4 separate regions of the Homo sapiens genome follow, and all the other regions are linked to region 3. Evidence: chromatin contacts called from ENCODE Hi-C or POLR2A ChIA-PET data. All regions are on one chromosome and are shown on one strand. Each heading gives the region's core, a stretch centred on a gene start or an enhancer-like site at or near the end of the contact. The rest is flanking DNA. Distances are from core to core; before and after follow the strand shown. Region 1 has its middle 280 kb from the start of REEP3. Region 2 overlaps JMJD1C (jumonji domain containing 1C). Region 3 has its middle 110 kb from the start of REEP3. Region 4 holds the start of JMJD1C-AS2 (JMJD1C antisense RNA 2).

Region 1 (3,003 bases), core at 430-2,929, 170 kb after region 3:
AAGGTTTATTTAGTGACTTGGATAAATGATTTGGTCAAGAGTAAGAGTTTGGAACATAAAGATATAAGAGAGGTCTAGAAGTGATGTGGGACCACAGATGACAAAATGATTAATTTCCTACAGGGGTTAAGGGGGCTGCACAGACGGAGTGACATCCCAACCTTGTTTTCAAAGAGCTAGACCAGAGACAGGGTGGAGAGATCATTTTGAGCTGAGCCACAGAGACCAGGGTGGAGGAGATGAAGATTTACTTATTCTTTGAGGCTCAGTTTCCTCTTTTGTAAAATGATGTCTGTAAAACTTTTTTTTTTTTTAAGGAGTCCACTCTGTCGCCCAGGCTGGAGTGCAGTGGCGCGATCTCAGCTCACTGCAACCTCTGGCTCCGAGGTTCAAGCGAGTCTCCTGCTTCAGCCTTGATGTCTGTAAAATCTATCTTGAAGAAAGGTGGAAATGTTGGGGAGATTAGAAAAATAGTACTGTCACCCCACAGGTGCTCAAGAAACGATAGTGCTGCATAATTTTTTGTGACAGGATGGCTCTTTGTTCTATGAGGCACAAGGCAGGCATGACAAGTGTGAGACACCCTTGGGAGTCAAAAAATATTTTAGGGAGGGCTGAGTTTACTGGATCAGTTTACCATTGTGAAATAAAAGTCCTTGGACTCCAACAGGGTTTGGAGTCCCTCTCTCTGAGTGTTTTTTAAGGCATGGATTATTCTGTCTTGACCACATTTCTAATCTAGTAACCACAGCCTCATCTCCACTTCTTCCTGCTTTGAATTTTGTCCTCCAAGGGCCACTTAAATGAGAAGCCTGTCCCACTCACCTTGTCTAGCATTCAGTGTGTATCTCATGCCACCTCTCTGCACTGACCTAATCCATGTTGACCATTTTCTGTGTTTCAGAAGATGGACTCAGCTTAGTACCTGGCACATAACAATAATCCCAAAGACCTTGATGCTCAGAGATGCCTGGGCTAACTTATTTATCTTCAGGCCACTGTCTTCACAATTATATAACCACAGGGGAGAAAGCCAAGAGCATTGTTACAGGATCTCTGGGTTGTAATGTGATAGGCGTCCTTTCAACATGGCATCTATGGAGCCATAGATGTTGTGCTGGAAGGAGCTTGGAAGTTCATTGAGCCTAGCCTTGTTGTTTCAGTAATAAAAAAAAACTGAGGCAGAAGTGGGTAGAAGAAATATCTAGAAGTAGAAGCCAGGTCTCCTGGTTCCCAGGACAGGGTCCTTTATATCCTATCCCCTCTAGGCTGTAATATATAGCAACGGTAAAATACAGACTCAACTTTCTCGGTCTTACAAGTGGCAGGCTGTTGCTGGCCTCAAGTGGTGAATCCACTGATAGGGAAAAATAAGAATTTTGTAAACTCTCAGAAAGTTCGTCTTTGTAATAACAGTCCCCTAAACTCTGTTGTTCTTGGAAGTACAACAAAGTCCAGGCTGAGACCATGGAACTGGACTCAAGTCAGGATTTATGTCACACAGTCTATGTATTTCCCACTCAGTGCCAATTATTCATTCCTCCCATTCAAACGAAAATAAATAATAAAACCACAGACAGCGAGCAGTGTGAAAAAAGCCTTGACTGAGAGTGGGAAAGCTATGACCATCCTGTGAAAACATTTACTTCCTGGAGAGAGATCCAGCAGTACTGTGTGTTCCTTCCGGGGGTGGGGCTGGAGGCTGCCTGACGTGATGGGAACTTAAATGTAAAAGAGGTAGCTGTGTCGTATCTTCTTTGTTGAGAAGATAAAAGTTCATTCACTGGGAAAAACAGCCGCAGCTCCTTTTTTGTTTGTTTGTTTCTTCTTCAACTTTTATTTTAAGTTCAGGGGGAAATGTACAGGATGTGCAGGTTTATTACATAGGTAAACGTGTGCCGTTGTGGTTTGCTGCACAGATCATCCCATCACCTAGTAAGCCCGTCATCCAGCAACCATTAGCTGTTCTTCCTGATGCTCTCCCCCGCTTCCCCCTCTGACAGACCTCAGCATATGTGTTGTTTCCTGCTATGTGTCCATGTGTTCTCATTATTCAGCTCCCACTTATAAGTGAGAACATGCAGTGTTCCTTCTAAGGTGGTATTTCCAACACGTAGAATGCTCAGGGAGGGAAAGTCAGAGTTGGATGCATACTATAGAAGGGTTGCAATCTATTCCGATACCTCTTCCCAAGCCTAGTTCCTGGGCTACTGAATTTTTATTTAAGATCCTTGAAGGCAGTGATATGAGATGGAAAGAAATCCTAGGCCTTCCACTGCCACGTGCTAGCTGAGTGACCCTGGGCATGTGATTGAAGAGGACTGAGCTGGCATCCTCACTTGTGAAAATGGGATAGCAAGGTCTTCCTTATAGGACTTTGGTGAGAACTAAATGTGACAAAGTATGGAAAAATGCATAATGCTAGAAACATAGTGAGCAGTCAATAATAATGATGAAATATTTCACTTTTAGAGGATGATACAGTGGACACCACTGTAACTCTCAACTCTCAGCATAATTCAACTCTCAGCATAATTAAGAAAACATAAAGCCCTGATTGCATTTCTCTTTCCCTGGCAGGTAAGCACAGTCCTGTGTCCTGTATTGGTACCTACATTCCCATGGATGTCTTTATACTTTTACTAAAAATGATATAAAGAATACTGTTTGGATGTTTTTAAATATGATAACATGCTCTATATATTGTTCCAAAGCTGCATTTTTTTTGCTTCAGAATTAGGTTTGTGAGGTTCATACTTGTTGATCTGTATAGCTCTAATTCATTTCATTTTCAGAACTTACTTGCTCATTCTCCTGATGGATATTTACGTTGTTTCAAGTTTTTTCCTACTACAATTAATGCTACAATCACGGTAGTTTTTGTGTGCCGTTTTTTTCTCATTTGTAAAAGAAAATCAAACCTCTGTGATGTACTGCCTGTATCATAATATCCCGTACAATGACATTTTTAGAGCATTTTCCAGTTTATAAAATGCCTTTCCA
Region 2 (3,081 bases), core at 312-2,811, 250 kb before region 3:
CAAGTAGCTGAGACTATAGGCGTGAGCCACCACACTCGGCTTATTTTATTTTATTTTTTTTGCAGAGAAGGGGGCTCGCTGCATTGTTCAGCCTGGTGTTGAGCTCCTGGCCTCAAGCAATCCTCTCGCCTTAGCCTCCCAAAGAGCTGGGATACAGCACCCAGCCCTTAATATTAAGATGTCTACCACCCAGATCCATCTACAGATTCAATTCAATCCCTATCAAAATCCAAGTGACCTTTTTCTGGAGAAAAAGAAAAATCTCTCCTGAAATTCATACAGAATCTCAAGGGACCCTGAATAACCAAAACTATCCTGAGAAAGAAGAAAGTTGACGGAAAAACATTTCCTGATTTCACAATGTACTACAAAGCAACAGTAATCAAAACAGTGAGCTGGTATCAGCATAAGAACATACAGACCAATGGAATGGAATAGAAAGCCCAGAAACAAACCCTTGCATATACAGTCAAAATATTTTCTGTAACAGTGTCAAGACCATTCACTGGGGCAAAGGCAGTCTTTCCAACAAATGGTGCTGGAAAAAGTGGACATCTACACGTAAAAAAAAGCTGGACCCTTACATGATATTCCAAACTTAAAATCAATTAATTCACCAAAATTTGTGATCTAAAACTATACAACTTTTAGAAGAAAACATAAGGGGAAAAGCTTCATGACATGGATTTGGCAATTTTTTTTTAATACAACAACAAAGGCATAAGCAACAAGCGGAAACAGACAAGTTGGGCTTCATCAAAATTTAAAACTTTTGTGCAGCACGGGCCACTGCTAACACAGTAAAAAGGCAACCTGTAAAATGAAAGAAAATGTTACCAAATCATGTATCTAAAAGGGGATTAATATCAAGAATACATAGAGAAATCCTAAAACTTAACACCAAAAAAAACAAATGATCCAATTCAAAAACAGGCAAAGAACTTTATGAATAGATATTTCTCAAAAGACATACAAATGGCCAAGAAGCACATGAAAAGATGCTCAACATCACATTAAGCATTAGAAAAATATAAAACAAAACCACAATGACATGCCATTTCACACCTACTGAGAAAGTAAATACCAAAAAAATGAAAGTAAATGTTGGTGAGGATGTAAAGAAACTGGAACCCTTACACAATGCTGGTGGAAATGAAAAATGGTGCAGCCACTTGGAAAACAGTATGAAAGTGCCTCAAAAAATTAAAAATGCAATTACCATCTGATCCAGCAATTCTACTCCTGGGTATATACCCAAATAGTTGAACACAGAGGCTTGGGCAGATATTTATACAGCCATGTTCATACCAGTATTATTCCCTATAGCCAAAAGCTGGAAGTGACACAACTGTCCATTAATGGGCAAATGGATGAAAAGAACGTGGTGTATAAACACAATGGAATGTTATTTTGCAATAAAAAGGAAGAAAATTGTGACACATGGTTTAACATGCATGAACCCTGAAGACATTGTCAGTGAAATGAGCCCGTTACAAAAGGACAAATACTGTATAATTACATTCATATGAGATACTCAGAGACCGAAAGTAGAATGGTGGGCCAGGAAGACGGGGGAATAAGGAACTGCTCTTTAATGAGTACAGTTTCAGTTTTGCAAGACAGAAAATGTTCTGTGTTTGGATGACAATAGTGGTAACACACAACACGAATGTACTTACTACCAATGACCCGTGTACTCAAAAACAGTTAAAATGGCAAATTTTATGTTAAGTACATTTTACCACAATTAAAAATTTTTATTAAAAAATTTAGCAGAGGGCCGGGCATGGTGACTCATGCCTGTAATCCCAGCACTTTGGGAGGCTGAGGCAGGCAGATCACAAGGTCATGAGTTCAAGACCTGCCTGGCCAATATGTTGAAAAACCCTGTCTCTACTAAAAATATGAAAATTAGCCGGGCATGATGGCAGGCACCTGTAGTCCCAGCTACTCGAGAGGCTGAGGCAGGAGAATTGCTTGAACCCGGGAGGCAGAGGTTGCAGTGAGACGAGATTGCACCACTGCACTCCAGCCTGGGCGACAGAGCAAGACTCCGTCTCAAAAAAAAAAATTTAGCTAGGCATAGTGGCACACATCTGTAGTCCTAGCTACTGGGGAGGCCAAGGTGGGAGGATCTTTTTTGAGCCCAGGAGTTCAAGGCTGCAGTGAGCTGTGATCACACCACTGCACTCCAGCCTGTGTGGAAAAGTGAGATCTTGTCTAAATAAATAAAATAAATAGTATGGCAAAAAAAAAAAAGGAACCAGAGCAATATGTTTCATAAGAAAATATATCAAAAATTATATATATTAGTATATATATAATATATATGAGTTATCTCTTAGTAATAGGACTAAAAAGATAATCCTCTATTACTTTCATACCACAGTGTTTTCCAAATTTTTCATCACTTTTTCTTTTGTATATGATAAAGTTAAAAAGAAAAGGTTGGTGATTGTTTAAGTAGGCCTAATTTCAAGGCTAAGAGGTTTTCAACAGAAACAACTTTGTAAAATTATGACAAAATTATCATTAAACAGTATTTTCCAATAAAAATTCTCTCTAAAATCAGTATTTTATGAATACAACAGAAATTCATCTCAATCTTAATTGCCTTTAAGAAAGGGCAAAAATTGGCTGGGCACGGTGGCTCAGACCTGTAATCCCAGCACTTTGGAGGGCCGAGGCGGGTGGATCACGAGGTCAGGAGATCGAGACCATCCTGGCTAACACGGTGAAACCCAGTCTCTACTGAAAATACAAAAAAATTAACCGGGCGTGGTGGCAGGCGCCTGTAGTCCCAGCTACTCCGGAGGCTGAGGCAGGAGAACTGCGTGAACCCGGGAGGCAGAGCTTGCAGTGAGCCGAGATCATGCCACTGCACTCCAGCCTGGGCAACAGAGTGAGACTCCATCTCAAAAAAACAAAAAGGCAAAGATTTTTCTAAAGCTTTATTAATTTTTTAACTCTGATACTGATGTATAGTTTTTCATATTATTGATGCTACTGCTTCGTGCTTTTGAGAATTCTCATATAAAATTCACCTATACATCTAATTATTCATAATTTCTCATAAATTGT
Region 3 (3,424 bases), core at 925-3,424:
GATCACAGAATACTTGGAAAGTTAACATGGAAATGATTCCTTCCATACATGTATTATATAATACAAAAGTTTCAGATTATCAGAATGTTAAATGAAGTAAAGTTGTTAAGTCATTGGAAGTTAATGGATTTGGTTTCAAGAGTAGCTTTAGTACAGAGAGAAAGGATGCTTTTAAAGTGAATAGAAAAAAATGAAGACAAATAATTTACTATCAGTTATGGACTAAGACAAACAGGAAGAATCTGAAGAGAGGATGCAGCTGAAACAGGAGGAGTATCCTCTCAGGAAGTGCTTTCCTTCCTTCCTCTCCTTTCCACCAACATTTGTTCCACGGCTTCCTCTCTTCAAACCACACCTTGTAAACCCTTTTATGTGCTCTGTTCACAACAAGAATTTCATGTGCTGTTCCATACTGGGTTTTAACTAATAAAATGCACACACACACACACAAAAGGCTAAATGCCTTTTTACACAGGAGATTAACTTTATTCAGTCTTTAAGCTGAAAGCAAGTACAGTTAGGATATATAGCAGGCGACAGTTTCCATATGTTCTAGGAAAGTGGAGCTGTATTATTTATAGTTTACAACATGTTGTATAAAATTAAAGCTAGCAAGGGGGCTCCCAGGGAGGTAAATTAAACAAAGAAGGGAAGACTTAGAGAACTCTATTTTGCTATAATCAGAGAACATGCCTATAAGAAAGCACTAAAAAAAATAATATTTAACATTAAACAATATGCAAAAGTACTTGGGGTGTTTACAATAGCTTAAATTCTAAAATTAAAAAGGACATTGAAGACTGAGAAGGGGAAAAACACCTTAATTTTGTAATCTTAATAGAAAGAAAAATGTGTCCTAAAAGCAGGAGTAAATAAATGTCATTAAAAAGGTGTATCTTCCAAAGTGCAAAGACACGTTACAAGAAATCAGGTTGCTCTTTGACCCACCAGTCTCAAAGCACATTAGACTGCAGCAAGTAATAATTGCTTCCTCATTTAGATTAGACAATGAGTGCTCTCTGCAAGCTGCTCTCCTCTAAATAGATTGTAGAGAGTAATTGAAACAAGTTATATGGGGAAGTGGAGTGACCGATTCCTCAAAGTGTGGGAGCAGAGCTATGGTAACCTCTTGAGCCTGGCCTTCATCCTGTTCCTATTTAGGGAATCCGCGGGGCAGCCAGTGTTGAGTGCAGTCTGCAGTTCGCCGGCTTTATTGTTCAGACTTGAAGAGAAGGTCACATGCCCTCTTTGACAGAGAGGTTTATGGGCTCTCTCTAATTAGCAGCACCCTCCACCAGACAGACTGTTGGCCACTTTCCAAGAACGGGACTTGGTAGCGGCCACTGATGAAGGAGAAAACAAGGTTATTTACCCTGCGACTGTAATTCTTGGCACAAATTCTCCCTTTACACTCAGACACGTTTTTTCTTTTGTTCCAACTTGCCTTTGGAATCCTGATTAGGGCGTTAAGAGAGGGAAATGCAGCTATATATTTAGTGGTGTAAGCAACCCATATGTTGGCCTTAGATACTTTTGACTATTCTAAGACCTCATACCAAAAGAGAGAAAGAAAAAGGAAAACGAAAAGGGCAGCGTAGTCGAGCGTTGCTTGCAAATGTAACTGCTTAAGCACATGCCCACACACAACTCCAGAAAAGGAAGTTTAATTTGCAACATCTATAAAATAACGACAGTTGTATGGTAGGACACAGAAATCCCAGCGGTAAAGTGTGATTGGGCTTAGCTATTATTGGAGTGTTAAAAGAGTACCGGGAATATATTTGGCTTGTCCTGTTCTGTCAGTTCTGTAGGCCGGTGGATTAAGCTGATAGAAATGCTTTTTGGTTGATTTAAACCAGATGCTCCGACTATTTTTGTCCCGTTTGCAGGCGCAGAAGCTCTGCATAAGGCAATACTGCCCCCCTCGGCCGACCGCCAACTGCAAGGCGTAGGAGACTGCTCTCCACTAGCCACCTCGGCCATAAAACCCTTTCAAGTCCCTATTATTATTCCAGGCACATTCCAAGGGGATTGAGTCACAGAGTTCACTTGGCTTTTCTCCTGCCCTGAACTGCCTGTACCAGGTGGAATACGACTCTCAACTTCAAATATGGAATCCAAAAGCAGTCAAAGAGCGCTTTAGAGCAAGCCCCAGATGCGAACTCTACTGCCACTTCTCCCCCTCCCCCAACTGGGGTTTGCTGGCTGCGCAGCTGTAGTCCCACGCCAGCACTAAGGTCGCCTGGTCGACAAATGAGGGTTTTCTTTGGGGCATCCTGTAGAGCTGTCCTATTTTCTCTACCACTTTGAGAAGCCCCAAGGGCTGCTTGGCGGCGAGGCACAGACTGGGCTGAAAACTTTTCCGTTGGGCAGTGCGTCCCGGAGACCCAGGAGGCCCAGGCCGGGAGCCCAGGGGGCTGGAGGTTCTGCTGGCTTTTAAGTCTGCTAGGAGGGAAAACTCCCAGCCCCTCCCACGCGTCCTCCCAGACTCGCCGGCCGCCTGCCCCGGGCGGGGAACGCGCACATCTGGCGGCCCAGGAGCCACATCTGATGCACTAACCCCCGCACCCAGATGTCCAAGAGGCCGGGGGAGTCAAAGAACGCCAGGGGCGGGGCGACCGCGGCTGCGGCTCCTCCCTCGGGCAGAGGGAGTCCAGATGCGAGGGACGCCCTCCAGAGCCGAGCTGGGCCGGCCGGGCAGCTAGGGTGCTGGGAGGTTGCGGTGCAGGGTGGGTGGGTGCAGTGAGGCTGGAGCCACGCTGGGGGGGCTGGGCTGGCGGGGGGAGGCTGGAGCCGCGCCGGGGAGAGGGAGGCGGCGGTTGGGTGCTGGAGGGCGCTGGTGCCGTGCCAGTGGGCGGTGGCGCCTTACGCCACCCGCCCCACCCCCGTCACCGTGCCCGCCCCACTGCGTGGGATTTTACAACCTAGGTCCCCGGGAGGTGGTGGTGGAGGGAGGGGCGGCGGGGACGTTTCCGGGGCGGGGGAGGGGCGCACTGCTCCAGAACTGGACCGAGGGCGGGGCTCCCCTCTGCTTCTCCCCTCTGTTCCAGCGCTGAGACGCAGGCCTTTCCTGGCGCGAAGCGACTCGCCCCGGAGCTCCCCTGCACCGTCCTGGGTGTCAGGACGCGTCAACCCAGATGACCCGACCCGGAGATCCTGGATCCTCTGCCCTCTTCCCCCTACCAAGTCCTTAACCGGAGAGGGAGGAGCTACCAATGTCCTCCAGACGTTCTCCAAAGCCCGAGCTGCCGGGAGAAGCTTGCTCAAGGCGGGTGCGCCCCTCAGACGTTTGTTTGCACGCAGGGGTTTTGACGTTTCGCTAAGCAACAGCGTTTGCCAGGGAATCAGGGCTGTTTCGAAGAGCTTGCGTCTATTTGATGCTCCCATCTTGAACAAATCGTTTCCATTCGATTTGTTTAACCAA
Region 4 (3,214 bases), core at 497-2,996, 200 kb before region 3:
TAATACTCTTATCTAAGTCTCAGAATCTAACAAGAAAAAAATACTCGGTCAAGGTAAGCCAGGTTATGTAGCTACACAAAGAACCATAAAATCTCTGGCTTAAAATAAAATTTACTTCTTCAGGCTGTCCATTCCTTATTGACAGGTCTTTCTTTTGGTGGGGGGGAGGGGCACGGAATTTCACTCTTGTTACCCAGGCTGGAGTGCAATGGCACGATCTCAGCTTACCGTAACCTCTACCTCCCGGGTTCAAGAGAGTCTCCTGCCTCGGCCTCCCGGGTAGCTGGGATTACAAACATGCACAACCACACCTGCCTAATTTTATATTTTTAGTAGAGACAGGGTTTCTTCATGATGGCAGGCTGGTCTCAAACTCCTGACCTCAGGTGATCCACCCACCTCAGCCTCCCAAAGTGCTGGGATTACAGGCATGAGCTACCGAGCCCAGCCTGACAGGTCTTTTTTAACTCAGGGGGAATAGCACCTCAAAATGTTGCCTCAGGATCTGAGAACGGAAGAAGAAAAAAAAAAGACAGCTTTGAAGATCTCATACTGGAACTTAAATACTGCAGCAATATTAGGATGCACAATTTCCTTTCAAACATCTGTTTTTCTCACAACTCATTTATTGGCCAGAATTAGTCACAGCCCCTAACATGAAGGATGAGAACAAAAACTATTTGGCAAACAGCATTAATGACCAACACAGATGCATAAAACGAGTTGCTTTGATACAATGTTACATAGGCTTTGAGATTCAAGGCAAAATTTAAAGTAGCCTGCAGGGAAAATGTTGTGAGCAAAGGTTTTCCTATTCTAAAACATTTGCCAGTTGAGAAAGCAGCACCTTGGCATCTCAAACAAGTATGAATACTCAGCACAATCAAAATAAAAAACCAAAGCAAAAAGAAGAATCATCACTATGCCTCTTATTATAGCACTATATTACTACAAATAAGAAGGTTTATGATTTTAGTATCTCTAACTGAATGCTCCAACAGCATTTAAATTCACCCACTCAATTTCCTCTCAAGACACCATCCATATATATTCAACAAACCTATTCAGAGTTCCTACTGTGAGCTACTTGCTATCCTAGTAATTGTAAACAGGGAAGTAAGCTCTTATCTAAGGACTAAAAACTCTATCCCATTTCTAAATATCCAGATTCAATATTAAGAATAAAAAAATCATGTTTATTTATGCACAACTATTTCTAAAGCCACTTTTTAAAAAAGTTGGTATGGTTCCAAGACAACTCAATGGGGGAAAGAAGAGTCTCTTAAATAGTACTGGGACAACTGGGTTTCCATATACAAAAAATAAAGTTGGGAAATTACTTCACACCATATACAAAACTAACTCAAAACAAATCAGAGACCAATATGTAAGACCCATAACTATCAAACTCTTAGAAGAAAACATATAAGAATATCTTTGTGACATTGAGTTGGGCAATGGTTTCTTAGATGTGACACCAAAAGCACAAGTAACAAAAGAAAACATAAATTGGGCTTCATCAAAATCAAGAGTGAAAAGACAAGCTAAAGAATAGAAGAAAATATTTGCAAATCATTATCTGATAAGGAAGTTGTCTTAACAACATGCTACAACATGAATAAATCTTGAGAGCATTAAGTGAAAGAAAGCTAGATGCAAAAGGGCACAGATTATATGATTTCATTTATATGGAATGTTCACAACAGACATTTCCATAGAGACAAGAGAGTAGATAAGCGGTTGCCAAAGGGCTGGAAGTGGCAGGAAGAGGAACACAAGTGACTGCTAACGGATAGTGAGTTTCTTTTGGGGGTATACTAAAATTAGATAGGGGTCATGGTTGCACAACTCTGTGGTATACTACAAATCAATGAATTTTATAAGGTTTAATTTTATGCTATGTAAATTATATCTCAATAAAACTATCTAATTTATTTATTTTAGAGACAAGAGCTCACTCACTGGAGAGCAGTGGCATGATCACAGGTCACCGCATCCTGGAATTCCTGGGCTCATGAGATCCTCGCACCTCAGCTTCCCGAGTAGCTGGGACTACAAGGTGTTTAACACCATACCGGCTAATTTTTGTTTTGTTTTGTTTCGTTCGATGAAGACGAACTCCTGGGTTCATGCAATCCTCCCACCTCGCTTCCCAAAGTGTTAGGAGTATAGACGTGATCCACTGACTCTGGCAAAACTATTTTTTTAAAAAAGTGACAATGGCTTAACACCTACATTAGATGACAATAAAACCAGTGCAGATGGTCATGAAAAGCAAACAAATTCAGGGATTATAGACTTTATAACCAAGTATATCTACTGGTCTGTGAAAGGAGGAAATGACAGAGTATGAACAATAAAATACTATAACATATATTGACTTACAAACATTAATCACTTCTGCTTTCAAAACATTTGGAGGGCAACCATCTCATTCAAAAAGACCAACTTAATTATTGAGGAAGTTAAGAGAATAAAAGCTAAGGGAAAAAATAAGATTAATGTACAGAAATATGTAAGAATGACATATTGTAGTTTTATGCTTTCAGAAGAGGCACAGTTATGGAAAATGAGGCCAACCTATGGGTATAACAGAAGGCTCCTAAAGTATGGTGGTTTCTGAGGTAGGGACTTCAAGTTGTAAATACAGTATCCATCTACTCCTGCTTTCTTACCAAAAGAACACTGATTTTGCTAGGTGCAATAATGGACTATCCTAAAATTTTTAAGGTTCTGGAAGACAGAGACGATAATATGACGTAATTCTGGTAAATAAGATGTAATATTTGAGATGACTTGGGGTGAGTTTTAGAAAGCTCCTTGACTAGGGGCAAACTAAGGTGATATTGTAACTCAGGGTCCCCAGGTTTTGGGGTATGCACTGTGAAAAAGTACTCACTTGCGGCCGGGCGCAGTGGCGCACGCCTGTAATCCCAGCACTTTGGGAGGCCGAGGCGGGCGGATCACGAGGTCCAGAGATAGAGACCACCCTGGCCAACAAGGTGAAACCCCATCTCTACTAAAAGTACAAAAATTAGCTGGGCATGGTGGTGCATGCCTGTAGTCCCAACTAATCGGGAGGCTGAGGCAGGACAATCGCTTGAACCCAGGGGACAGGGGTTGCGGTGAGCCAAGATGGCGTCACTGCACTCCAGCCTGGCGACAGAGCAAGACTCCGTCTGAAAAGAAAAAGAAAAAGAAAACTCACTTTTGT

The links. A loop is a pair of places that touch in the nucleus more often than their neighbours do. ChIA-PET counts read pairs that join two places held with the same protein, here RNA polymerase II (POLR2A). Pooled maps may share reads with other maps.
Region 1: a map of ascending aorta shows a loop between it and region 3 (10-fold over the local background). The contact joins two enhancer-like sites. A Hi-C loop is called at or near these places in 3 of 168 maps with a recorded cell type or tissue (ascending aorta, cardiac septum and chondrocyte) and 6 of 50 pooled maps.
Region 2: a loop to region 3 is called in a map of GM12878, with 8 times the contacts of the local background. The contact joins two enhancer-like sites. A Hi-C loop is called at or near these places in 5 of 168 maps with a recorded cell type or tissue (B cell, Caco-2, GM12878 and 2 more), 17 of 37 single-sample maps with no recorded cell type and 12 of 50 pooled maps. POLR2A ChIA-PET finds 5 or more read pairs at or near these places in 7 of 52 experiments (A673, BJ, CD4-positive, alpha-beta T cell and 4 more).
Region 4: a map of endothelial cell of umbilical vein shows a loop between it and region 3 (7-fold over the local background). The contact joins the promoter of JMJD1C-AS2 here to the enhancer-like site in region 3. A Hi-C loop is called at or near these places in 8 of 168 maps with a recorded cell type or tissue (Caco-2, K562, OCI-LY7 and 5 more), 5 of 37 single-sample maps with no recorded cell type and 12 of 50 pooled maps. POLR2A ChIA-PET finds 5 or more read pairs at or near these places in 5 of 52 experiments (HEK293T, OCI-LY7, activated B cell and 2 more).

The regions. Positions count from the first base shown.
Region 1 is chr10:63,797,737-63,800,739 of GRCh38, forward strand. No RefSeq gene overlaps it. Among named protein-coding and RNA genes, the nearest start is that of REEP3, 280 kb to the left of the region's middle. Within about 2 kb of position 1,680, at least 14 of the 41 ENCODE cell types and tissues checked have a DNase peak (open chromatin) inside an H3K27ac peak, as active enhancers do; they include ascending aorta, where a contact is called at or near this core.
Region 2 is chr10:63,375,675-63,378,755 of GRCh38, forward strand. The region is part of intron 2 of JMJD1C (jumonji domain containing 1C); the gene reads right to left. Among named protein-coding and RNA genes, the nearest start is that of MIR1296, 4.2 kb to the left of the region's middle. Within about 2 kb of position 1,562, at least 3 of the 41 ENCODE cell types and tissues checked have a DNase peak (open chromatin) inside an H3K27ac peak, as active enhancers do; they include GM12878 and PC-3, where a contact is called at or near this core.
Region 3 is chr10:63,627,642-63,631,065 of GRCh38, forward strand. No RefSeq gene overlaps it. Among named protein-coding and RNA genes, the nearest start is that of REEP3, 110 kb to the left of the region's middle. RefSeq lists enhancers at 1,375-1,584, 1,975-2,154, 2,165-2,214 and a silencer at 2,685-3,014. Within about 2 kb of position 2,175, at least 41 of the 41 ENCODE cell types and tissues checked have a DNase peak (open chromatin) inside an H3K27ac peak, as active enhancers do; they include GM12878, OCI-LY7, PC-3 and 4 more, where a contact is called at or near this core.
Region 4 is chr10:63,428,829-63,432,042 of GRCh38, forward strand. It overlaps JMJD1C-AS2 (JMJD1C antisense RNA 2), which reads left to right and starts at 1,747. Exons shown (of 2, transcript NR_134312.1): 1 at 1,747-1,795; 2 at 1,945-2,374. The region is part of intron 1 of JMJD1C (jumonji domain containing 1C); the gene reads right to left.